Linked DNA regions of Mus musculus: region 1 is linked to region 2. The links are chromatin loops, found by intact Hi-C in ENCODE. Cell type or tissue: heart. All regions are shown on one strand. Each heading gives the region's core, and the rest is flanking DNA. Links, peaks and the distances in the headings are about the cores only.

Evidence for each region. Peaks named below come from ENCODE experiments on the same cell type or tissue, not always from the same donor. Only the 100,000 strongest peaks of a DNase experiment are listed, where the experiment ranks them.
Region 1: a loop joins it to region 2, with 2.0 times the contacts of the local background. A loop is called at or near these places in 2 of 42 quality-filtered maps.

What each region holds. Positions count from the first base shown.
Region 1 is chr8:125,343,276-125,355,620 of GRCm38, forward strand. No RefSeq gene overlaps it. Among named protein-coding and RNA genes, the nearest start is that of Gm30713, 36 kb to the right of the region's middle. In heart, for the core only: no CTCF peak of the experiment used is centred there; DNase peaks (open chromatin) are centred at 6,236, 6,556 and 8,546; H3K4me3 peaks cover 301 bases; H3K27ac peaks cover 7,911 bases; H3K27me3 peaks cover 1,042 bases.
Region 2 is chr8:125,439,704-125,452,048 of GRCm38, forward strand. It overlaps Sipa1l2 (signal-induced proliferation-associated 1 like 2), which reads right to left. Exons shown (of 22, transcript NM_001357372.1): 12 at 12,216-12,299; 13 at 10,630-10,730; 14 at 10,178-10,281; 15 at 7,804-8,189; 16 at 4,783-5,007; 17 at 2,880-3,033. Among named protein-coding and RNA genes, the nearest start is that of Gm30713, 60 kb to the left of the region's middle. In heart, for the core only: a CTCF peak has its summit at 3,702; DNase peaks (open chromatin) are centred at 5,148, 5,768, 6,501 and 8,004; H3K27ac peaks cover 2,776 bases.

The DNA.
Region 1 (12,345 bases), core at 2,368-10,367, 96 kb before region 2:
ATATTATAATTATATAGTGTCATTATATTGCATATGTACACACATACATATATATGATATGTATTATTATAATGCACATGTGTTATACAATATGTATCACATGTGTAATATATTCATATATGCATGCAATATATTATTTAATACATGTATTATATGATATGTATTATACATGTAATATATATACGCATATATTATACACACATACATCTATTACACTTATATGCACCCTGCTATATATTCCACAAAGTCCAAGCCTTAGAAACCTGGTCCCCAGGGAAGCACTACCGAAAGGAGGAGATACTGAACACTCTCCTTTACTCTAGCATTAACCAAGTGACAGGTTGTTCAGGACTGGCTTCCTTAGCACCTTCACTTCCTCTGACCAGCTTGCCGTGTCTCACCATGTGACACCCTTTGCTTCATCATGAGCAGAGAAGACGTCAACCCCATGCTCCCAGCCTTCCTAGTTTCCATAACCAAGGACTAAATATATCTCTACCCCATATAAATTGACAAATTGCCCTTCTCGGGTACTCAGGCACCGCCACAGACATGCCCATCCTTGTAAACAAATGTCTGCCATACTTCTATGTTCCGGTCCAAATACTGAATGTCCTGGAATGATGTCAGATGAAGAGATACCTAGGGAGATCATGAACGTCTGTCTGTGTGAAGGGCCGTTGCCATGGCAACTCAGCACCCTTGGGCAGCCTCCTAATGAAGAGTTATTACTTCTTAGCTAAAACACGTCGCAAGGAATGGATGAGTCATCAACTTGTGGAGAGATACAACAAGTTATTTTTTTCTTCCAATTGCTCTAGGATGTAAACACACTGATCTATGTGTGACAATCTCTGCCCACGTCTGACTCACTCACCCGGCTCTTTCGTCACCGAGCTAGCAGAGGAAGGGATGAGAGGTCTCTATTGCCCCCCAGGGACCCTTCAAACATCTGTGGGTGGCATCCTGAGGCATTGGTCACATCCTGTGGCAACTTAGATGAAGTATTCTGAAAGAGGGTTCAGGCAAGAGAGTCTCTATAAAGCTAGCAAGCCTGGTTGTCTGGCAGCCACACTGCGCCTGTCAGGGATATTCCGTGGGCTGCTCTGAGCTCCACATCAGAGCCAGCCACTGTCCTCTCCTCAGCCTCCAGTAATCGGGCAGGAGAGAGGGATAAAAGATCAGAGAGGTGCTGAGCACTCTGGGCCTCTGAGCTGTGGAAAAGGCTTAGGTTTCTGTCTTGGGACCTGGAGATGTGTCTGATAGCCGAGAAGGTCACTCCCCTGGGTTCACTGCTGCTTCTAAATACCTGAGATGTCTTTGCCCTCCTCCCCTGGGATCCCAGACTTCAGGCCAGTGCCCGCACATAGATGATCACCCCACTGCAACATCCACAAGGCAAACCCCCAGAAATACCCCACATGCTCATGTGCTCCCTCGGGATTAAAAACTTTAACTCCACAAAACCATCAAGTCATCTTTGATTTGTGGGGAAGATTTTTCAGGCCGCATATTTGTCAGGCATAAAATATGTAAGGTAGTAAACCATAGGAAAATTATAATAAATAATTAAGAGAGTTCCCTCTTCTGCCCTGAAACCGCAGGACACTCGGAGGCAGGCTGAGGAGACGGCTGAGAAGACGAGCATTTATCTCGCCACTTTCTCCGGCACCCTGTTCTAGTTTTCTCTCTGCTGCTGTCATAAAACAGTTTGAGCATGGGTGAGGGGTGTGGGGAGCTTAGCAGTTCGGAGCACTGATTGTTCTTACAGAGGACCAGGGTTCAGTCCCCAGAACTACATGGTAGCTCACAACCACCCATAACACTAGTTCCAGGGGATCTGACAGCTTCTTCTGGCCTCCACAGGCATCAAGCATGCCAATGGTACACAGACACACAAGTAGACAAACATTCATTCACAAGAGGGGGGAGGGGTATTTGTACTGGAGTGGGTGGGACACAGAGAATTGCCTCTGGATAGAGAGGAGAGAGATGTGGCCCATAGGCAAATGGTGGTTTATAAAGGGAAAGAGGAAAGCCCCGCGTTAGGATGAAGTGTTTAACTTTAATTGAGCATGTTAATTAGGTGAGCCAAAGTGGGCTTTTGATTGCTGGACTTCAATACTTTGATTGCTGGTCCTTGATGGTCAGCCTCAGGAGGAGGAAGTTGCCAAATAAAGGAATAGACCTTGGTGGCTAGCTTTAGGAATCTAACTGGGTTTTAGCAAGGCAGAGGGAATGGGGGAGAAGATCAAGGTCTGCCAGAGCCATATTTGCCATGTTTGGGCCTGCTAGAGCCCCTTTGTATACAATCTCACGTGTGTGCACACACATGTGCGTGTGTATTTATTTGGCTTATACTCTTATGTCACAATCTATCACTGAGGGAAATCAAGGACGGAACTTAATCAGAATCCTGAAACAGAAACCGTAGGGAACCTGATTGCTGGCTCGCTCTCTGGCTCTGGCTTGCTCACTCTGGCACTCTGCTAGCTTGCTTATTCAACCCAGGACTACCTGCCAAGGGATGGTTGAAAGTAGGCTGGTCCCGCCTACACCAATTATCAATCAAGACAATTCCCCAAGACAGGCCCGTAGACCAATCTGATAAAGGCAATTGCTCAGTTCTGCAAAGCAATGCAGCTCCCAACACTCACGTGAGAAGGCTCCTAACGGGCTGTGACTCCGGTTCTAAGGGACTGGACTCTAGTGGCCTCTGTGAGTACCTGGACATTCATAGGCATACCTACACGCCGATCGACACACCTCCACACACAGTAATTCTTAAGTTACTTTTAAAGATTCCTTTTTCCTGATCACAGAAAAGGAAAAACTTGATGAGTGCCTAGAATGAAAATGCATAGGAGCTGAGGCTCCTGGGGAGCAAAAAGGGAAAGCACTCAGGACGTTGACACGTCACCTACAGTTAATGAGAAATCGCATCCCCTGGGAGCTTTGGGGAAAGATTGGCTGGATAATATCATTTGGAGAAGCCTGACAAGGGGCAGTGGCCACCGTCATTTGCTCTCTATCTGCTCTCTGGCTGTAAACTTTGCCTGATAAGAGCTTTCAGGGAAAGGGCCTAGATTCTGTTCCTGCAGGTCCTTGGCTCCCGCTCAAATGACAAATCATGTAGAAGATAAGGAAATCATCTTGGTTCTTTAAAGTTAAAAGAAGATGAGATTAAAAATGTCATTTGGTGGCTGGATGAAAAGATTTCCCACACATTCGGGCACCCCAAATAAACCACGTTACTTAGCAAATGTCCACAGGGAGACCACCGAGCAGATGTTTAGAAACTGAAGAAAGAGCTAATGATGTCTGGAGCTTAAAGAATCCAAGCCTGGGAAGGAAAAATGGCCTTGTGGATGGCCAGGGATTGACATGTTAAGGGGCACGGCTCACGTGGAAAAGTAACGTTTTGGAAACTCACAGTGGAAATCTCATGTGAGCCAAGTCCAGGGCTGGCATGAAAAGGAGTAGAGAGAAGGGAAGAAAACTCACCCTAGAAGATAACGCAGAGTTTCTTTTATAGATGGTGGCTCCCCCTGCCCCCTTTCCCCATCCGCCCTCCCAAGTAACCCATGTATCTTGTCTACCCCAAATATCTCACACTACTAATGCACTCTCTCTCGTAAATCTCTAAGAACTCTATTTGGCTCTGAGACCAGGCGTCCCAACCCCTCTCAGGTAGAATTGATCCCTACGGTCAGATCCAACTGTATCAAATAGAAAGAGTCACAGGGGCAATGTTTAAATTGGATTTGTTATTTGCTCAAGCAAATGCCTCATGCATTTTTTTTTCGAGCTCCGCTTCCGTTTTGTTTATCTCCAAAATTAAAGATAAAGAGACACACAAGTCTGCTGCATAGCTGAGGTGGGAGATTCTCCAGTCAGAATCCTACCTACCTGACCGGCCCCTCAGTGACCTGGGCCCCCTCTGCAATCTTTGATCAGCAAGCCGATCTCCTGAGAAGGCCAAATCAGGGGAAGAGGGTGTGAGCCTAGCCTCCCATCTACATGCTGGGCCTGGGGAGAGCAGCCAGGTGCATTTGAAGATGACAATTGAGTGTGTCCAGCCTGTACTGTAAAGTGTTGCTGTCACAGGGACTCCAGCTTAGTGAGCAGAGCCACAGAACCTTCGTTGCAGCTCCGTGCTGCAGGTCAAAGCCAGTGGCATTTCCAGTACCTAGGAGCAGGCCTTCCCCACACACCAAGTTAGACTCTTGGAGCCAGAACACACTTTGCTAAGAACCTGGAGAGGTCGAGGTGTCGCCAGACCCAGATCTGTAGCAGGCTGTGCTGCCTTGGCAGGCTGTGGCGAGACTTGCAGACTCCAGGCCCTAACACACTGGTGGAGATGAGCTTTGATCTGCACCGTGTCTCCTTGGTGCTGTCCATGCTAGTCCCGTGCCTTAGGAACCTTAGTTGTCCCTGATGGCTTTCCCAGGAGACACCAGAGGGCACAGCTAAGGGACACTAAGGCACAGCTGATGGGAAAGCAGGGGCTTGTGGGAGGGAGGAGTCCAAGGGATCTGAGCTGAGTGCAAATGAAATCTGCTCCTGGGTTTTCTTCACTGTGTGGCCCCTCGGTGGCCTAGTCTAGAACTTGCTGTGTAGACCAGGCTGGCCTCATAACAATCTGTCTTCCTTTGCCTCCCAAGTGCTGGGATTAAAGTCACACACCACCAGGCATGGCTAGCTTTAAAAAAATAATAATAATGATAATAATAATAAAACTAAATTTGCTCAGAGATCTTTCTTGAATCCTGTCTTCTTTCTGTCCTGCTTTTGGTACTTCCTTCCTTCTTAACGAAGTCCCCTCTTCCATCCTTCTCTTCCTTACATTGCTCTCCTTCCTCCTCCCCCAACCTCCTTTCTTTAACCATCCTGGCTACCCAAGATCCAGTGTCCAGGGTTTGCCTCAGCACCTGAGTTGCTCCTGTATCCCAGCGCTTCCGGTCTCCTACACCCAGCACTATTGTTGGCTGTGCCCCATCCTTCCCTCCAGGGTACGAAGATGCTTCCCATCCTCCGGTTGAACTCGAGTCAGACACCTGCTCACACACACTGTGAAGACCACTGGAGAACACCTTCCTTCGCCCTAGGCCCTGGTGGGAACAGGGCTCTGAGCTCCCATAATGCCCCGGGGGGGTGGGGGTAGGACAGGGCTCTGATCCCCCACAATGCCCTGGTGGGAACAAGGCTCTGTGCTCCCACAATGTCTTGTTGGGAGGAGGATATAGGGCTCTGAGCTCCCACAGTGCTGGGGGTGGGGGGTGGGGTGGGAGGGGAACGGGGCTGTGGGCTCTCACAAGGAGAAGATGCTTCAGTCCCATAGCTGCTTTTGGAGTCTGGCCACACCCTTAAGAGGTCAGCTGAGTTCTGCCCTAGCCCTGCTAGCCTCGCTAAGGCACGGGCAACCACCCCCACTCCCTCTGTTTATATGGATGTTGTGCGTTGGAGGAACGGGTGCTGTGCTACTTATGATTGAGGGACTTCCTTCTGCCTCCGTCAGCTTTAGAGACACTTTTTTCTTTCTGGTCCACAGGCCTAGGGCTTGTGTTTGTTTCTGACTGTCTTATAAGTACTTTTCACGTTTAAAATGTTCAGTGAGGGTAGGAGCCGGAGAGGGGCCATAGTGAGAGCTCACTTCAACATCAGAGACCCAGTTGTCTTAGAACTTTTCAAGACTGACACATACTCTGGGACCATGGAAAGTTGGCTCATTCCTGCTCATGGGATTAGGATGAGGATGGGGGCCTCGGAAAGCAACTAGAGAGAGGAAGGAAGAACAGGACCATCCACGGGAGGTCACCAAGGCTACAGGCACTGAGGTGGAGCCTTCCCTTGTTCGGATTCTTATGTCCTGAGTGAGTTTTGCAGTGCTCCCTGGTAACCACCTCCTCGGGAGCACTTCATGCTGTAACATATGTGTATATGTAAGATCTGCAGAACATAGACCATTTCCTATGCGGTTGATAACATGGCTAATATCTCACTGTCTGTCTTCACTGTAAGATCAAATGCAAACGGGGAGGGGGGTGAGGGAAGGGCTTGGGTAAGGGGGAGGGGTGGGACACTTTTCTGTTCCCAGCAACAGTGTTGGAACTCCTACAGAATGTGAGCCTGCTCCTGAGGTTAACAACCTTGTCTCCTGGTTGCTGGGTCACGCGGTGTTTCCTCTTAACCAGAGTGCAAGTGTTTGGAGCTCATCATTCAAAGCAAAGTTAATCCCCGAGGACAGGAGCCTGGCTGAGAGCCCAGAGCCTGTTGATTGGAGCTCCGGAATGCTGGGTAGGAGGGCCAGTCTAGAGGGAGGAGCTGCTCATTCAGTGTGGTCTTCACACACTTCTGCATCTAGTTTTGATGACACCAGGTGAAGAACCCGAGAAGATAGAAGCTGGGAGTGGGGGTGGGGGGCAAGTCTCCCCTCTCCCCAAGGTGTGTCCACCTAGGACCTCAGAGGCCACTCCACTTGGAAAAAGGTTCTTTATAGATACTGTCAGTCAACACCAAGTCATGATGAGTTAAGCTGGACCCAAGCCAGAGGTCAGTGTCCTCATAAAGAAAGAGCACTCGGAGACAGAAGACTGGGAACAGGGGCAAGAGGCTGAGTGTCCATGGAGACAGCAGTTGCCCAGGAACAGCACAGGGCTGCTGGCCATCTCTGGGGGCTGAGAAATGAGGAGGAAGGGAACTGAGCCTGCTGGTGCTCTGAGGTGTGGCTGCTTTCTCTTCATAGAGAATTTCTTTCTGATTAGCGTGGTCACTTTGCTTCCTGCAAAGCTTCCTTGCTACTTTTCGATCTGCTCAAGGTTTTATTTCATTCTCAAACAAGAGGCCAACTACCTAGAAACACCCGGTACAAACTGACCAGGTGTCCTTTCAAAATGAAAAAAAAGAAAGAAAGAAAGAAAGAAAGAAAGAAAGAAAGACCTATCAATATTCCAAATTGAAGCACAATTTATACACACTAGATAACAGAAACATCCAAATCTTAAGTGAGGTTTTTGTTGTTATTGTTGTTGTTATTGTTATTGTTTTCTTTTTGTTTGTTTGTTTGTTTTCTGTTCTGGGCCTAGGACCCAGTGTGTCTACACCCACCTTCAGTAAACACTCCACCACTGAGCTACATCTTCAGACCTCTTTTTACTCCTTTTCAGAGAGAGAATCTCATTCGCTCACCCAGGTTTGCCTAGAGCTCACTATGTGGTGGATCCAAAATGGCACCTGACCTAACACTACTCCCTAAAATTCCCCAGCTCTCCAGCAAACCACTTTCTTCTGGTTCGTAAAGGTTTTACAGCCTTTCAAACATATTGCCACCATCTGGGGACCAAGTGTTCAAAGGCACAAGCCTTTAGGGGACACTTTACACTCAAAGCATAACACCTGTATATTTCTGTTCAAGTCAGAGCCTGTGTCCACCAGGGCTTACAGTGAAGGACACGAGACTAGCGCTCATCGTGGAAGCTGTGGAATGACAGGGAAATGTGTTCTCTATGACCACTGTCTGCTGCAGTGGAAAGAGGTTAGAGTGAAGACAGGTAGGGGAAGAGAGATACCTCAGGGAGAACCTGGCAGAGCATTTGTGCTCAGTGCTGTCTCTGTACCACTTTGAGGCCCAGCCTCATCCCACACAGGTGGAGGTCATTGCAGGACCTAATGTATCTAACACCTTGCCCTGCTTGCAGATCCTGCAAACAGAAAGGAGTTGGGACGGCCCTACCAGGCTTCTGGGAGATTCTAGCCTGGGTCCACTTCTGCATCTGCACTTTTAAGAAAACAAGGGTTGTTTTGTTTTGTTTTGTTTTGTTTTGTTTTGTTTTGTTTTTACTGCAGCTCAGTAACAACCAGGAGGTCTTGATCCTGCTTCTGCAATTTGCACTTGAGTTCTGTCTGTAAAATGGGATAATCTAACCTGTGAGCACTGGATACACCGCTGCCAGGACGCTCTGTGGTCAAAGGGGAGCCATGTGAGAAAGCATGAGACGAGATTAAGTTGTGTGACAGTTTCTACTCAGTCATTTTGGTGATGAGTCTAGCTGCAGATACCATCCAGGATTGTTGGCCAGCACAATAGGACAAAGCCTATGTCCTCCTGGGTTTGACAAAGTTGAATCCACAAAGCTGAACATCTGGGCACACAGTGGCTTGTGTCTGGGGGAAGGGTCTCTGTTGGCTTCTCATGGCTGTGTGCTGCTATGTCTGGCAGAGACAACCTGGTAGTCGTGTATGGCGAATACACTGGACGAAAGACAACCATGCAGAGAGCTGCTGTGGCAGCAGGGGAATGTCAGGAGGAGGCATGGCAGCGAGTGGCTTACTGCACTGTGTAAAGACGGAAATGAACCCAACACAAAAGGCAGGAAGAGACGCAGAGAAGAACACAGACAGAGAGACAGGGAACAAGGAAGAGAGACACATGAAGAGAGATCAAGAAACACACAGAGGCAGGTGGCAGGGGCAGGAAGTATTGTCACACTGGAAAACAACATCTACAGACAGTGGACAAAGATGACAGAGTTAGCCAGCAGTGACTGAGTCCAGCCTGTCACGTTTCAGATAAGGAAACCGAGGCTGGTGACTGAGCCTGATCTATTTATAGCTTGTGTCATAGCTCATGAGAACTGTGGCTTGCTTTGGAATCCAGTTCTGAATCTTGGAGGCAAAGACACATCAGTTTGTGAGAAAAAAAAATTATAATTTGCCTGCAAGTGTTTATTGTCTGTTAGGATCAGAGAATTCACAGGCTATATTTGTTTTTATTGTGTATGTTTTCTGGTAGGATGGAGTCTATTGATCTATGCCCATGTGACTAAAGATGGAGGGTGAAGAGGAAGAATGTCCGAACTCACACTGAGAGAGAGATTGAAAGGAGCGAAACAGAAGCCAGAATCAACGGAATGTCAGGTCACACGCAGGAACAAGCACTGCAGAGGCCTTAGAAATTAGTCTGGTGAAACACTTCCCAAAGCAGAGAGAAGAAAGAAATTCTAGTCCAGGCCAGGACAAGACCCCTGGAAGGAAAATAATGAGAACAGAAAAAGCAAAGGCGAACAAAATAAGAAAACTCCAAGGCTCAGACGTTGGAACTCAGGAGCCCAGCAGGCAGGAGGCTCAGAGACAGCCTGAGAAAGATTCAAAAGCCACGTGCAGGGGCCAAAGGTGCAGAGAGGAGGAGGCAAGGAGCTTCCAAGGCCACAGAAGGTGGTTTCTCATAGGACTTGCAAATGAGAGCAAGTGTGGAGTGGTTTAACTTGTCACTCACCCTTCTTGGCTGGCTAAGGCATTGATGACCTAAGAGGCTCATTTGTGAGGCAAGAGTGGATCAGTCCCCCATGCAGGACTGTGGGAATAAGAAAGTTAACTTGTGGGGCTGGAAAGATGGTTCAGGTGTTAAAGACACCACTGTTCTTTCAAAGGACTGGGGTTCAATTCCCAGCACTTACATGGCATCTTACAACCATCTGTAACTCCAGATCCAGTCGATCAAATACCACTTCTTCTGGCTTCTGCAGGCACCGTACACATGTGGTGCACAAGTGGACAAAACGCCCACACACAAAAAGCAAAAAGTTTTATAAGAAAGTTTACTCCAAGAGCCAGAAAACAAGAAAGGCCGTCATATGCACTGCCCTGTACAAATTCTCTCTGCAAATCAAGAAAATCAATAACCTGCAGAAATCAAAAAGGAGTCTCCCCTTCCCAAGCTCCCCCCCCCCCCCGTTGTGAAGAAAGCCCCCACCCCACCCCCCAATGGAGGGAAAAGAGGTTCTTGAGATGTGCGCATGCTCTGAACATCACATGACTTTCTGGAAACCCCATCCAGCAATGAGGCTTTATAAAATTCAGGCTTCTGGGCTTATATCAGCCTGGATTCTAGTAGCATTTGTCCACAGTACCATGGAAAATTTGTATTTGTAATGCTTTTTTAGGAATGACAGTTCCCCGTAGGCTTAATAACCACTGTGAGAGCCATTCAGGCAACATGATTTGCTTCATGCTGGGTTGTCCTGTCTGAATCTGACCTGTGTGGCCAGCCATTCATGCTATGTGTGCTTATCAGGAACTCTCCTCAAGATTTTAGCACAAAGCTGAAGATGGAAAAGCAATTGAAACCGACAGATTGCTGGGTTCTGACATCCCTTGTCGCTCATGCTGAGGTAGTGCTTAGCCTGTGGGGCTTTTCTGAGGCATCTCCAGAGAATGTTAAATGGGTGGAAATGGGAGATTTCTAACAGAGGCACGAGGGGTTGGAAGCCCATTTCTGTACTATGCCATCCCAGGGTCTTGGGTAGCAAGAACGGCTTGAAGTTGTCAGAGGAGCAGGTCACTCCAGGCAAGTGTGAGCTTATAGATCCAAAACTTTTCTCAGACCAGAACCTCATGGTTCAATTTGCCAGTGACCTGTGGTCTATTGAAGATGTATGGTCAGTACCATGCCAACATAAGCCTGCTGTGTCGCCTGCCCCAGATATTTGAGTCTGGGGTCTGGGAACATGGAACATACTAGCATTATGGGCACATAGATTCTCCAAGGACTTGACAGGTGTGTGTGTGTGTGTGTGAGAGAGAGAGAGGGGGGGGAGAGAGAGAGAGAGAGAGAACTGCTCCCATGTTAAAGATTCTACAAAGCCAAATGACTGAACTTCAAGATTAGGAAGGTTTAAAATGTTGTAGACAAAGCCATATTACCTTGGCTATTTTTAGTCCCTTTGGGAAACTGTCTATCGTCCCTACCTATGTCTAACCTAACACTCTCCTGTCTATGGAAGACCTCGTGGTGTATTCTTAACAGGTCTCCTTGTTTGTTTTAAGCTGTCAACTGGACACAGCCCACAGTTATCTGAGGGAGTCCCAACTGAGGGACTGCCTGATCAGACTGGCCTGCTGTCATGTCTATGGGGCACTGTCTTCACAGTTAATTGACATAAACAGCGAGGCCAACTCTGGGCGGGACCGTCCCTAGGCAGAGGGTTCTGGGCTGATTTGTTTAAGAAAGCTGGGTGAGCAGAGGCGATGGAGTAAGTCAGTAGGCAGTGTTCTTCTGTGGTTTCTGCTGCTGTTCCTGATTGACCTCCTGCCCTAATTCCTCTCAATGATGTCTTAGATTTCCATTCGAAAGCAAATCAACCCTCTCCTCCCACTACCTTGCTTTTGGTAGTGGCGTTTATCGCAGAGCGTAGAAGGCAAACTAGAACTGCCAGTCACTTGTTTCCAACAATGCAAAAGTTAGAAATGTCATCAGATGTTGTCTGACATCTGCAACACAGTTTCTCTGCTTTCCTAGAACAGGATGCCTATGCCCCACTCCATGTACTGATGGGTGCTTTGATATCTGACTTTCTTTTTCTAATAAGATCTCACGAAACCACTCCCATTACCGGGGTTCTGGCCTGGACACAATGTATCCAGCTTGAGAGGCTGTGAAGATTATTAGCAGGACCCAAGGGTGTGTGACTTTCAAAATCAACACAAAGACTGAAGTGTCTCTACCCTAATGACTGGAGCAGGGGCGGGGGGTGGGGGACGGGGAGGGAGCGATGTTTCCTTTGGGGATGCACAGGACTCTGTTGAAGGCCTCCCTGTGAATCCAGATGTGTTTCATTGCCCTATGGGGAAATCCCAGGCATCCATGCAGGAGCCCCTGGGCAGAGGTTGCAACTTAAAAATAAACTTGGGGCAGAAATCAAGCAGCATTTCCAGTCTCCTGTCAGGGTCACCTTATCACCCTCTTGAGACTCAAGTCGTTTTTCTTCTCCTTCAGGTTTGTTTTAATTTAATTAGTCTGAGCCCTGTGTGAGGCATGTGCCGACCTTCTAAGGCAGCCTGTGAGCAGGTAATTATATATCTGTGCCTAGGGCCAGACTCGGAGGTCTCAAAGGCCCTGAGGATTTGTAAAGCTGCCACAATTCTGCACCTGGCTTCCAGTCCAGCTGTATATCTCCACTGCAGCATTACAGGCCAAGAAGGCCCAGTTGTCCTCAGGCCAGCAAGGACCCTATTCAGCCTCCGCTGCAGCTGGGCTATGTGTGCAGCCATCTCAGTGGCTTCTGGCATGGACCTTGGCCATCTGCTCAGCATCCTGGGAACACAGGGCAGTGGATACCCTGGCTTCATCATAATCCCGTCTTAGTGCTCGGAGCCACACAATGGGGCCCGCAGCCACACACTCGGCTAAAGGGGCACATGCTATACTCCCAGTTGTGATGCTGTGGTCTGGCATACACCTCCAGAGAGCCAGTCAGTTCTTGTGTTCCAGACCGAGAAATTATAGACATATGGATAGTACCAAACAAAGTGGAAATTGTTAAGACAACATAAACGTAAAGGAGGATG
Region 2 (12,345 bases), core at 2,158-10,157:
AAACCGCTACGATAAATATGCAGTCAGGGTTGTCTGCCTGTGCTATGGCTTTCATGAGTTTTCTGCTGGTTCAGGAAAGTCAAGCATGCAGAAAGGCTCCTGGACCATGCCTGGGTTTCAGAGTCCCCTCCTCTGACACTCTGTGAAATACTAGTACAGATTAGACACGGAGCTGTAGTGAGGCCAGCGCTCCTGCAAATACGCAAGGCCATCTTTCAGGCAACTGATATTCATAGAAGCACACACTGTGGATGGATGGTGATTAGAAATGACTACATTTTAATATTCACCAACAGACAGCAGGGATGTCCAACTGAGTCTAAATAACAAAACTAATTCTGAACACTGACATTTCCAGAGCCATATAAATATGCTTAAGAGAAGTAATTTAAATCCAGTAAATTCTGCTGTTCACTTAAAAGTTACCACTTGCAAAAGTTTGTATAATTGCTGGAAATTGAATTTACAGTTAGTGGGACAAAACCATTGCAAGGGTTAGCTTTGTCAACTGACATAACTCTAGGACCACCTGGGTAGAGTGTCTCAAATGTCTACTTTGGATTAGCCTGTGGCAAGTATGTGGAGGTTGTCTTAAGCTAAGTGATGAGGGATGACTCAGCCCACTGTGGGTGGTACCATTCCCTAGGCATGGGCGCCTAAACTGTGTGCAGGAGAGTGGAGAAACTGAGCAGAGCACAAGCAAGCAAGCATCCACCCACTTCTCTCTGCTCTTGTCTGTAGGGTGCTGTAAACCAGCTGTTTGAGGGTCCTGCCTTGCTTTCCACACACTTATGGACTGTAATCTGAAACTGCAAGATGAAATAAATCCCCTTTTCTCTTCTCAGTTTTTTTCTTTTAAAGTAACAGCAAGAGACATGAAAGTAGTATGACCAGCTATAAGGAAGGCACTGACATCACTGTTATAAATACCAGCGAAGGCCATGGAACCAGTTGCAGAAACGAGGATTTTAAAGTAATATGGATGCTTCCGTCTTATTTTGCTAAGAATACATTTGTCTTTCTTCCAATTTCTTTAGCATCAATTGGTATTTAAGTAGAGACACTAAAAGAATGTTCCCAAGGGACACTGGCCTATTGTATATTTACAAATGTGCTTGAGATTGTACGAGAAATAGTTATATCATGTTAGGTGTATTCATGGCCTCGTTATTGTTTCATGTGGACATGAGATGTTATTTTGTATTGGTTGACAAGGGGTGGATTGTGGTGGTTATTCCTGATTGTCACCTTGATTGTATCTGGAATGAACTACAACCCAGAATTGGAAGGCTCAGTGATTCTGCTGTCCACCCTCATACACTAAAATAATTCCAATTAAAGAAGCAGGGACTCGACCGAACCTGCAGCACTTTTGTGGCACTGAACCCCAATCGTCTCACTCTAATACTGTTTCTAACACACACAGAGCGGCCAGTAACATTTCTGGATGTGGCAAGCAGGCTAGAGGCCCTGCTATTGCCCATGTTTTACTCATTCGATCTGCTCACTGGCACTGGGGAAGTAATTTGTTTTAGAAGAAAACACACATGTCAAGCACAAGTTCAGCCATTCTGGGATGATGCTTGCTGTGGGGTCATCTGCCTTTGAACCCAAGCACACACAGTTCCCTAGCCGGGATCCAGATAGAAAGAAGCGTTGAGAAAAGGCTCCTTGTGAGACATTCTGGCGAGATTCCCGGTTCACACCCCAGTAAGTTCTTTACAGCTGAGTGTGGATGCTCAGATCACAGTGGACAGGGACAGGCGTAGTGTCTGATGGCACTGCTGCTCCAGGAACACAAGGCAGCTAACTGCGGTAAGATACACAGACTGGTGCTCACTGCCATGCAGGTAATGCCTCACTTGCCCTGGGAAGCACAGATGCCTGACTACAAGTGGGAGAGGGTCTGTTCTAGAACCAGACACTAACGTGTGCTCCACAGTCTGCTACCAGTCTCAGCTACTTGAAAGAGAAGTGACTGGCCTGCTTATTTATGCTTTTTAATTACCCTGCGTTATTGTAAACATTGCATTGTTAAACTCATTCACTCGTGTGGGGCACAGACAGTCCTGGTACACTGGTGGAGGGCAGTCTGTCTGTCTTCTCCAGGTCAGGTCATCAGGCTTAGCAGCTCCTGCTTTGCATTATTTTAAGAAGTGAATTAGGGAGGAGAACTTGGGAGGAGCAAAGCAAAGACGTGAACTCCTCACTGAGAAGGCACCGCTGACTTGAGTGTGAGGAGGCTGTCGCTGAGAGCTGCAGCTCTGTGTGGCAGAATGCAAGGCTTGATAGATGTGGTTGCAACCAATCTCTATCCATTTCTGGAGCAGACAGTCTGCCAGGCCGACCTGGACAGGGCATAGGCTGGAGGTCCTGGGCGAGGTAAGCAGTGTGGCCTCACTGGTTACCTTTGAGGGCCGGCTGTGTCCAGGTACCATGCTAGGCTCCTGTGTGTCACTTCCTGGCAGAGCCCTGACCCTGAAGGACAGTTACTGACCTACTCTTTATCACATCAGCACACAGGGACCCATTTGCATAAGCTAATGTAACAGGTCATAGCCAGAGCCAAGACCCGAGGGGAGCCAGCCTGGCTTTCAGAGCAACTCCAAGAACACAATGGCCCCCCACACCAGCCTCCTCAGCTCATTTGTCTCTGAAGGAATTGCTAGTGGCAAGGGCCAGGGCTGGGCTGCAGCTCTTGCCTAGAATGTGTGAGGCCCTGGGGTTCCACCCTCAGTACTATAAACAAACCAAACCTTGACATCCGAGGCAGCGGTGATGGCCACTCTACACCGGGCTGTTGGTGGACCACAGGAAGGGCTGTGGGGAGCAAATGAGCACCTGGAGTTGCACCAAAGCCTTCGTGGTTACTCACTCACCTTCCGTCTCCCCTCCTCCACTAAGGGGCTGTCCGGCAGCATCAACTTCAGAAAGTCATCTTTGGATAGGACATGCTGAGTTTCTGAAACAGAGTCTCCCACCACTGCCGGGTGCTGAGTGGCTGTGGACATGATGTCCATCTCACCATATATCCTGATGGAATAAACCAGAACACAGGTTCAGAGGAGCTGCAGTCTACCTATAAGCTGTCCCTTGGCAGTCAGATGAAAGTCCAGAAAGCATTTGAAACTGAGGGGATAGCTCAGTTAGTATGAACTCAGATTTTAAAAAAAGCCAGATTGGTGGTCAGCTTGGCACTGGAGAGACAGAGACAAGCAGATCTTTGGGCTCACTGCTCAGCCAGTCTAGACTTAGTAAGCTCCAGGCCAGTGACAGACACTATCTTCAAAATCACAATGGGGAGAGCCCAAGGCACATTAGTTAAGGTTATTCTTCAAGAGTCTGTGCAGGCTCCCATGAGCTGTGTGCGCAATCCTATGAGCTGTGTGTTCACAGGCACACACCGCACACACAGCCCACACCTACACCATGGCACGCTCCTCTAGCAGAGCACAAGTCAGGGTTTCTTGGGCTACTCTGAACAATACCAGACCTTCAGTTTTCCCTCCTTTTTTTTTTCACGAACATAGGATATCTGCCCCCCCACCCCCTACCTGCCAATCAAACCTCAAGAGTTCCACAAAACAAGCAGGCAGTGTTCCTGCTTCTGTGTTCTCTGACTGTGGGGTTGATGGTGCTCTTGGCCTTGAGACACCATGGAGACTACGCCACACCACCACCAGCTGTCACCACGACTCTACTGCAGGCAGCTTTCTGCATACAGAGTCAAAGACAGCAGAGCTTTATACTCTGCTACCAATAAAAGCCAAGGGCTACAGAGATGGCTTAGCAGGTGAAGGTCCTGCCTTCTCCGAGTTCAAGGTGAAGGGCCTGCCTTCTCCAAGTCCAAGCCTGATGAGCTGAGCTCCAGCCCAGGATTCCTATGGTAGAAGGAGGGGATCACTCGACACATGCCACCGCAGCTTCTGCACATCACCACAAGCATTAGCACCACGACTGCCATCACCACCGCCACTGCTGTCACCACCACCACCGTCACCATCAGAATAAAGTGAAGACTTTAAAGACGGAAACATAAATCCCAACATTTAAAGTGTTTAAAGCAGAGGCAAGAATGGAGCTGGCCCCATGGGTGAAATGCTTGCCTTGCACCCATCCCCAGCACACAGTAAACAGCTGAGCATGGTGGTCTGCACTTGTAACCTCAATGTTGGGCAGATGGAGACAGGAGGGTCACTGGGGCCCAAGGGCTGGCAAGTCACACTGGCCTGAGTTCCAGGTCAATGACAGGCCCTGTTCTCAAAGAAGGCAGGCAGCACCTGCAGGGCCTCATCAGAGGGTGTCCTCTGGACTCACATGACTGTACTCTGTGCTGGATGGTTTTATGTCAACTTGACACAAGCTGTAGTCATCTGAGAGAAATGATCCTTGACTGAGGAAATGCCTCCATGAGATCAGGCGTAAGGCATTTTCTTATTAGTGATCAATAGGGCGGGCTCAGCCTATTGTGGGTGGTACCATCCCTGGGCTGGTGGTCCTGGGTTCTGTAAGAAAGTAGGCTGAACAAGCCATGGGAAGCAAGCCAGTAAGCAACCTCTGCATCAGCTCCTGCCTCCAGGTTCCTGCCCCGTGTGGATTCCTGTCCTGACTTCCTTCAGTGATCAACAGTGATGTGGAAGTAGAAGCCAAACTCTTTTACTGTCCAATCTGCTTTTGGTCATGGTGTTTTATCACAGCAACAATAACCCTAACCAGGGGACAGACAGATGGACAGACAGAGATGGTAGGAAGGGTGTACAATGACTATGGTTATAGATTTACCTGGGGCATTCCGTCACTTCAGGTTCCTCGGGTGGTGGGCTACCTTCTGACTTTTTCCAGCCAATGACATATTTGTTTGCTGCTCCTTGTCTGTGGTAAGGCTTTGTCACCGCCCCAGGTGCCTGCTGACCGCCGCCGTGAGTGACAATGTAGACTTTGGAACTGTCCAGAGAGCCGGTGCTTTTGGAGCAGTGAGCTGAAGGGCTTCCTGAGTGCTGCGAGCCACTGTGAAGACAGCCAAAGGTGGCATCATAGCAGATACAGCAGTGACGTGTGGTCCCTGGCCACTGGGCTGGGAAGGCAGGTGACCTCTCTACCACATAGCTTGCTGGACGGGAAGCCTCTGTGTCCAGAGGCTCCCCACGCTCGGGTGTGGCAGGAGCAAGCTGAGAAATACAACTGGGGGAAATGCTACAGCAAAGAGCAGGCAAGCTGTAGGCCACTCAGTGACTCAAATTTCAACTCAGCTGCTCATGCCTCCAGTCTCATAAGTACAAAACCCTAGGCCAAAGAGGTGCTTCAGGCCAGCTCCTCATAGGCTTCTAGTCCCTTAGCCTGTCGTATTAATAGACAGCTGCTGTAGAAATCCCCCCCCCCCAACTCCCTTTCTTTGCCTAATGAAGGGCGTGCACTGAAGGCAAGTGTCCAAGAACACTGAACACTTTCCACTTAGCAGTAACACGAAACTCTTTGCTATACAGATTCCACGAGTCCCTGAGGTACCTTGACTCTTGACACCAGGTCTCTTACAAGTGGCCTGAACTTTGAAAAGATGCTGCAGGGCTACAAGACCCCAAGGTGGCTTTTACAGAATGCCAACTTTTATCCAGTTCCGAGGAGGGTGGGAATCATCCAGGAACTAGAACTCATGTGACTTCTGAATATAATGTTATCTCGCACTGAGCTGCATTGAACAGCACTAGTGAAAAGCAAGCAGCTGGAATGTCTCCTTGGCACACAGCCCCGTCCTCTGTTCCCACTGTCCTGGTCAACAGGAGCTAGCTCCAGGCTCCTGTCCTCTTCCCTGGAAGGGTGGCTGTCTCACCACAGCTTAGCAGCCCACACCCAGCAGAAGTCCTAGTTGTCCTCAGTGGCACCACCTCAGCCATGGTGGTTTACAGCCAAGGACAGTGCAGAAGACACATGGGTGCTGGGTGTGATGTTTGGTTTTGTCAACTTGACTAGATCTGTGATTTCTGAGGTGACAGGTGTGCCTGTCTGAGATATGTTGAAAACCCACCCTAAATGTGGCCAGCAGCATCCCACACACTGGGTCCTGGACTGAATAAAGAGGAGACACTGGGCTGAGCACCAGCGTTCATCTCTGCTTCCTGACTGCAGACACCACGTGACCTTTTCCTTCCAAAGTCCTCCCCGCCACGACAGACTATATCCCTCAAATCACAAACCAAAATCAACCCTTCTTTCCTAACCAGTATAGGGACCTCTCAGGGGAGACCTGTGCCTTCTGTAGACATTAGAGAAGAACTCCTTCTCACCAGGAGATAGCCATGAACACAGCCAGCAAATGACAATAAGTTTTAGCCACAAGGGAAATAAAGACAGGGCACCCGGTGTGGGGCAATGTCACTTGGCCTGCCTGGGTTCCATGAGTTAAAGTGGCACAGAGAGTGACCCCTTGGTTGTATGTCCTACGAGGACGTAGGTCGACCTTACTGGTCATACCCAGCACTCATGGCGGGCACTGTTCTTCAGTGATATCCAAGAAAGGGCAGAGGGGGGCTCCAGGTCTCTCTGGTGTCCACTGCTCAGGAGCAGAGGCCTGTCACCAGAAACCAGGGGCCGGCATGCACCACCCCTTGGGGACAGGCCTTTCAGAGTTCTAGGTCCCACAGGACTGTTCCACTGTGGTTTGTCCATCTATGCTCTGTGACTGGAAGCTCTGAAAAGCTGGAGAGTGACCCAAAGCCCTGGAAGGACAGCACCAGGGACAGGGAGCAAAGGTGAGCAGAAGCCACACCCCCTGATGAGACACACTGAGACACACTGACACACGAGCCTCTTCTCTGAGTCTCGCAAAGAGAACCCAGAAACCTGAAATTATCAGCTTTTAAACCAGCATATAGATAGACAGCTGTCAAGCCAGAGTACAAAACCATGCGCAGACATGTATTCTGTATCTATATTTAGGATAAAATCCCCTTATATTTAGCTCCTCTTTACCCCCAACACTGGGGGGCTGCATACACCACAGCCTCGAGATACTTCATAAACAAATCAATTAATTTTGAGACAGGTCTCACTAACACGCCCAAGCTGACCTTTAAGTGGAATATGCCCCAGGCAGCCTTGATTAGCCTCTGAGTAGATGGGATTATAGGCCTGCACCATCAGGCTTAGTCAGACACTTACTTAAAAATCCCAACTGGGGGCTGGGAAGACAGTTCAGCATTCAGGAGTGATTACTGCTCTTCCAGAAGACTCAAGTTTGGTTCCAGCACCCACACTGGATGAATGACAACTGCCTATAACTCTAACTCAAGAGGGTCCAACTCCTTTTCTGGTCTCTGTGGGCAATTTACTATGTGCACATGTTCATGCACAGACCCCAAACCAAATTCCTGCAGTACATGGCCTGCCATCAGGCTTCAGGGACAGAGATAGTGTGATGGTGTTCACAAGCTTACATAAGGGAGTGAGGTGAGTCCCCAACAAGGAGCTGCTGCTGTGCCTTCCCTCCTCCAGGGTCTACAACGGTTTCTGACAGGAATGGTGAGATACTTCATATATAAGTGAGTCACAATGCATTCACAGATAACCTGGGACACAGGTGGCCTGCAGGGTGGACATGGCTGACAGACACTGAAGATTAACTGGTTTGCAGCTCTCTATCAAAAGATATCAGGGTCACAGGCTGAGAGGGGAGGCAAGAGACACACAACTCAATAGCAGAGTTCAGGAGATGAGCACTCTCTGTGGGATCAGATGGCTGGGCAGTTAGCAGTGACAGCCTCAGGCCCCACCCATACTGCAGGTGCAGTTTGGCGTATGCTGGCTTACCTGGAGTGGGAGGAGACCTCACTGAGGTCACCCATGCTACCGTCAGCAGCGCTGCTGGAGATGGCAGAGGCATAGCCATGCAGGGCATACATCTTGGCAGGGTCATCGTCAGCTACCGAGACATCAGCAGCATCTGCCCACTGCTCAGCCCGGCTGTGCATCAGGGACCTGCTGCCTGTCAGATGCACTGGGCCAAGGATGGTGGCTGGCATGCACGGCGTGGTGTCGATGCCGCTGTCGGTGGACGCGCCTTTGATGTAGGTCAGTCCCAGCAGCTCGGGGTCCATCAGGTCCCCTGACCCAAAGTGCTTGTCATCACTGTTGCTGGAGGTGTTACTAGACAGAGTGTTGCTGCTGGAGTGGCTGGAGCAGCTCTTATCCCCAATCTGGAGAAGAGGATAGACAGACGGCCTTTGGGTAAACCCCCATATACTGATCACCCCAAACATTAGGCTATAGCCAAGGCTTGGGTTGAATTTTATGTGCTCCCTAAGTCAGCAATAGATATAGAAATGGATTTTCTCAATATCCTAGTTTTGTGTGTGTGTATACACATGTGTGTCGATGTTTGTGTGTGTGTGTGTGTGTGTATGTGTGTGTGTGTGTGTGTGTGTGTGTGTGTGCGTGCTTTGCTCCTTTGGGTACCAGTCTATTTCCTTTTGGAGTCAGTATCTTTGACTTTTAACTTCCAGCTGGTAAGTCCCAGGGATCTGTCTGCTTCTGCCTGGTCTCATGCAGAGGTCCTGCCTCTTGCTTCCTCCATCACTGACAGGAGCTTAGCATCCTGTCTTTAGTCAATCACTGGTGTATAACACACAAATGTCACTGACAAGGATTATATAGATGGAGAAGGATATAAAACTCAGGCAGAGGAGGAGATCAGTTTACATTTATAAACTTCCTGCCATTTACAGTCAGTATAGCATTTCTCTTAAAGACTCCAAGTTTGGTGAAGGAGACCCAGGTCTGAGTCATAATGGTAAAACGTCCAGTTAGTCCCTGGGTGCTTTCTGAGGTCATAGTGCCACATGCCTCCTGTGCAGAGAAGGACTCTGCAACTGTGAAGTGCCCTGCAAAGAAGCACGCAGGCTCTCAGGGAGCTAAAGCCAAGTGAAGTCCCAAGAGGAAGATTCCAGACTAACTGTCTGAAAATCACCCATGCTGTAGGGAAGACCAATGCCAAGACAGAAGAGATCCTCTCTGTCACTGTGCCCAGACCGACTCAGCTGTCCCAGTTCGAGAACCAGTAGGACCAGGGCTTTGGAGCCGGGACAATGCTCCTGTCCAGGCCATTTCCTAGGGGCTTGGCCATCTCTCTTTTTTTCTCCATCCTCCTGCACCTTTATGCAAATCCTGGCTTCTCTGGTTTCAACCTGGCCCCTCCACAGCCTGTCTTCCTCTACAGAACTACTCTGGACGTCTGTAGACGCAGATGTGAGTGGACTCAGGAAGTGGCTCAGGCCAGGTCAGGGCTGTGGCTGCAGGAAGAATGGCTGTGCGCAGTTAGGGGAACTGCAAAGCTCACTGATGTGCCAAGGGGAGGGAAGAGTGTTGCCCAGGAGTTTGTAAGTTTCTTTCACCTGCACATTTTCAAACCACCCAACTGCAGCTCCTTTGTAAGGAGTCTCATTGAAAGCTGCTTCTCCTACAGGACTCCCCTCATTTTATGGTATAGATAAGCTGGTCTGTGGGATTAACAAGGAACCTGCTGTCAGTGGACTCTCAGCAGGCTGCTGGGCTGCTATGGTTACGGACATCTCAGTGACATCAGCAGAGGGACGTTGCTGCAGCTCCTCTGGCGAGAGGGACTGTTTCTGTTTCCACTACTGCACTGTCCCACTAAGTAGCTAAATGGTTGACCAGCTAACCCTGGGGGCAGGATCTCATCACTATCACCGTGAACAGCGAGGTTGGCAGGGTGACGTGCATGTTGGCTTTAGCAGGAATCTGCTGTAGTCTTTCCGTGGTCCTTCATGAACTGAGAAAATAAACAAAACTTACCCATTTCCCTTCTCTTTTTATCCTCTTTTATGAGTGTCCTTTGTGGAAAATAACACGTGTCTGATCCCTGCCACAGGTGTGCCACCTGCTGTGTGCTGGAATGTGTTTATGTTCTCAATCACTCCCTGCCCTACTCTGAACTGGGCTGAACCCCACACAGCACTGAACACCACATGTGGGCACATGCTGCCATACTGTGTGCTGGGCTGTACCCCACACTCTCAAGCATGGAAACACCATATGTAGTCCTACTGGGTACTGAGATGCATCCCATGTTCTAGAGCACCATGGACAGGTGTGCTGTGCCACCCTCTATATGCTGACACACATCAATCCTGCTACAGGTGCGATCGGTCGTAGATAGAGGACTTACATGAGATAGCTTATTGGGGGACTCTTTGCAGCTTCCGTCTTTCTGCAGCACTCTTTCCTTATAGGAGCTCAGGACCTTGGAAGGTGGGCCATGCCATTTGGTTTCTGTGACATTAAAGAGAGTTGAGCACACAATTTCCAGTGTTAGCAAGAGGGAGGAAGACAGGGTTCTGATGGTTTGAAACTTTACTATGACTTCCCAGGTTATCAGCAAGCACACGGGAGGCAGCAGAGTCCCCACACAGAGGGACAGATTTCTCCAGGCATTATAACCAGTTATCTGAAGCCATGCTATAATCATAGCTACCCCAGAACCAGCCAGCCACCCACAGGCACCTCACATGGCTCACAGAGAAACTCATCAACTATGGTTGTCCAAGTGAATGAGTGGAGACAGGGAGAAAGTACAGGTCAAGGGGGGCCCTGGAGGCCCGGTCCCCAGGGCTGTGTTACCTGGAAGCCTGCCTCCCTCCAAGAGGTCCTCCTGCTCCCCGGTTCCATCGCACTCCACAGAGCCTGGGCCCTGGTGCTCCAGCAGGAGGGGTGATGGGCACCTGCAAAGAGGGAGTCCGGCTATTCTTTTCTGACACCGCCAGCTAGCAGAGGACAGGACGGATCAGGTATGAGATGGCTGAGGTTTCCTACAGAGGCTACCACCATTCCAGGGCTGATGCTGTCCTAGGAAACAGTCCCCTGACTGTGGAAACACAGTATCCTGGTCGATCTCTCCAGGGAAAAGGATGCTGTTTCACCAGGTCTGACACACAGCAAGCTTCAACAGATAAACACGCACCACCAGCGTCAAGGCCGCAAGTCCTCCAGCTCTGGTGGAGCACATGATCGGCCTTACTTTTGACTAAAGCGCATGGCACTGATACATCTGAACACTAGTGCATGTAAAGAAAAGAAAACCTGATTCAGTCTAGACTCTGCCCTGATGGCCTGTGTGATACGGGAACTGGAAAAAGGAAAACATAATCTTAGAAATGAAGGAAGTGAAGGCAATGTGCTTGTGCTGCCGTGTAATGCCATGAGCTGAGTCCACCGTGGGTCTGAGACTACACAAGGCTTCCCATTTATATAAGAACAAATCGAGGCTCTGCTCTCCTTGCTTAGCCATGGCTTCACTTAGAAAAGGGATTTGCTATTTAGCTGTGAAGAATTCTGTCTGCCATGTGAGATGAAAAGCATGGTATCCAAATTGGACAGCAGAATGCCTGGCCTGGAGTTCTGCTCTGCACCTGAAGACAGTGCCATGATTGCCATGCTCTTCCATGGACAGGCGTTTTCTGTCCATGCCAGCTGAGGCCTCCATGGATGACTGTGTTTTGTCCACAAAAGGGCCCAGCTGTTGACTACCATAGACGGACTGTGTCACCACAACACACATCTAAAACCTGAATGCTGTGCTACATGCTACCTCAAGAGTCCCACATAAGGTCAGTGTGTACGTGTGTGTACATGCGTGTGTGTATTCACAAGGGTCTCCAGTTGTACCCACACTCCTGACTCCTGGGGTATGACACAAATCACAAAGGCTCCTCCCAAGGAGGCCTCTCCAGCCAGGTGGCTGCTATGTTGCTTCTCCAACAGGGAGTGAAGAAGCTTCAATGATAAACTATTCTCTGGCTCTCAGGAGCTGTCTCCTATTAGCAGGTTGAGTCAGGGGAACTTCCCGAGAGTTCCCATCCACAAAGTCCTCAGATCTACTCTCTTGTGCTCAGAAGTCCATTCCATGTCAGAACAAAACAAAAAACCCAACAGGGAAGACCCAGGAACACTGTCACAGAAACAGAGTTTCCCAGCAGGGCATGGTGGCACACACACCTACCACCCCAGCACACAGATGGATTATCATGAGGTAGAAACCAGCATAGGCTACAGTGTGAGCCTCTGATTTAATCAGAAAACTCTGCACTTGCTAAAAGTGCTTGTTACAGGTGGCCTTCTATGCAGCTCACACACAGGAATGCATTTGAATGAGTCCCAGGTACAGACACAGGCTCCCCTGGGGAGACAAAGGCAGGAAGGAGCCTTACCCATCGTAGCCCACTTGTGGCCGCCAGGGTCCGCTCCCACCAGGTCCTGGGTCGCTAGATGATGACTGGTTGCTGGGAGAACTTCTGAAAGGGGAAGAAGAGCAGCAGGGTTTGGACATCTCAGTCCAGC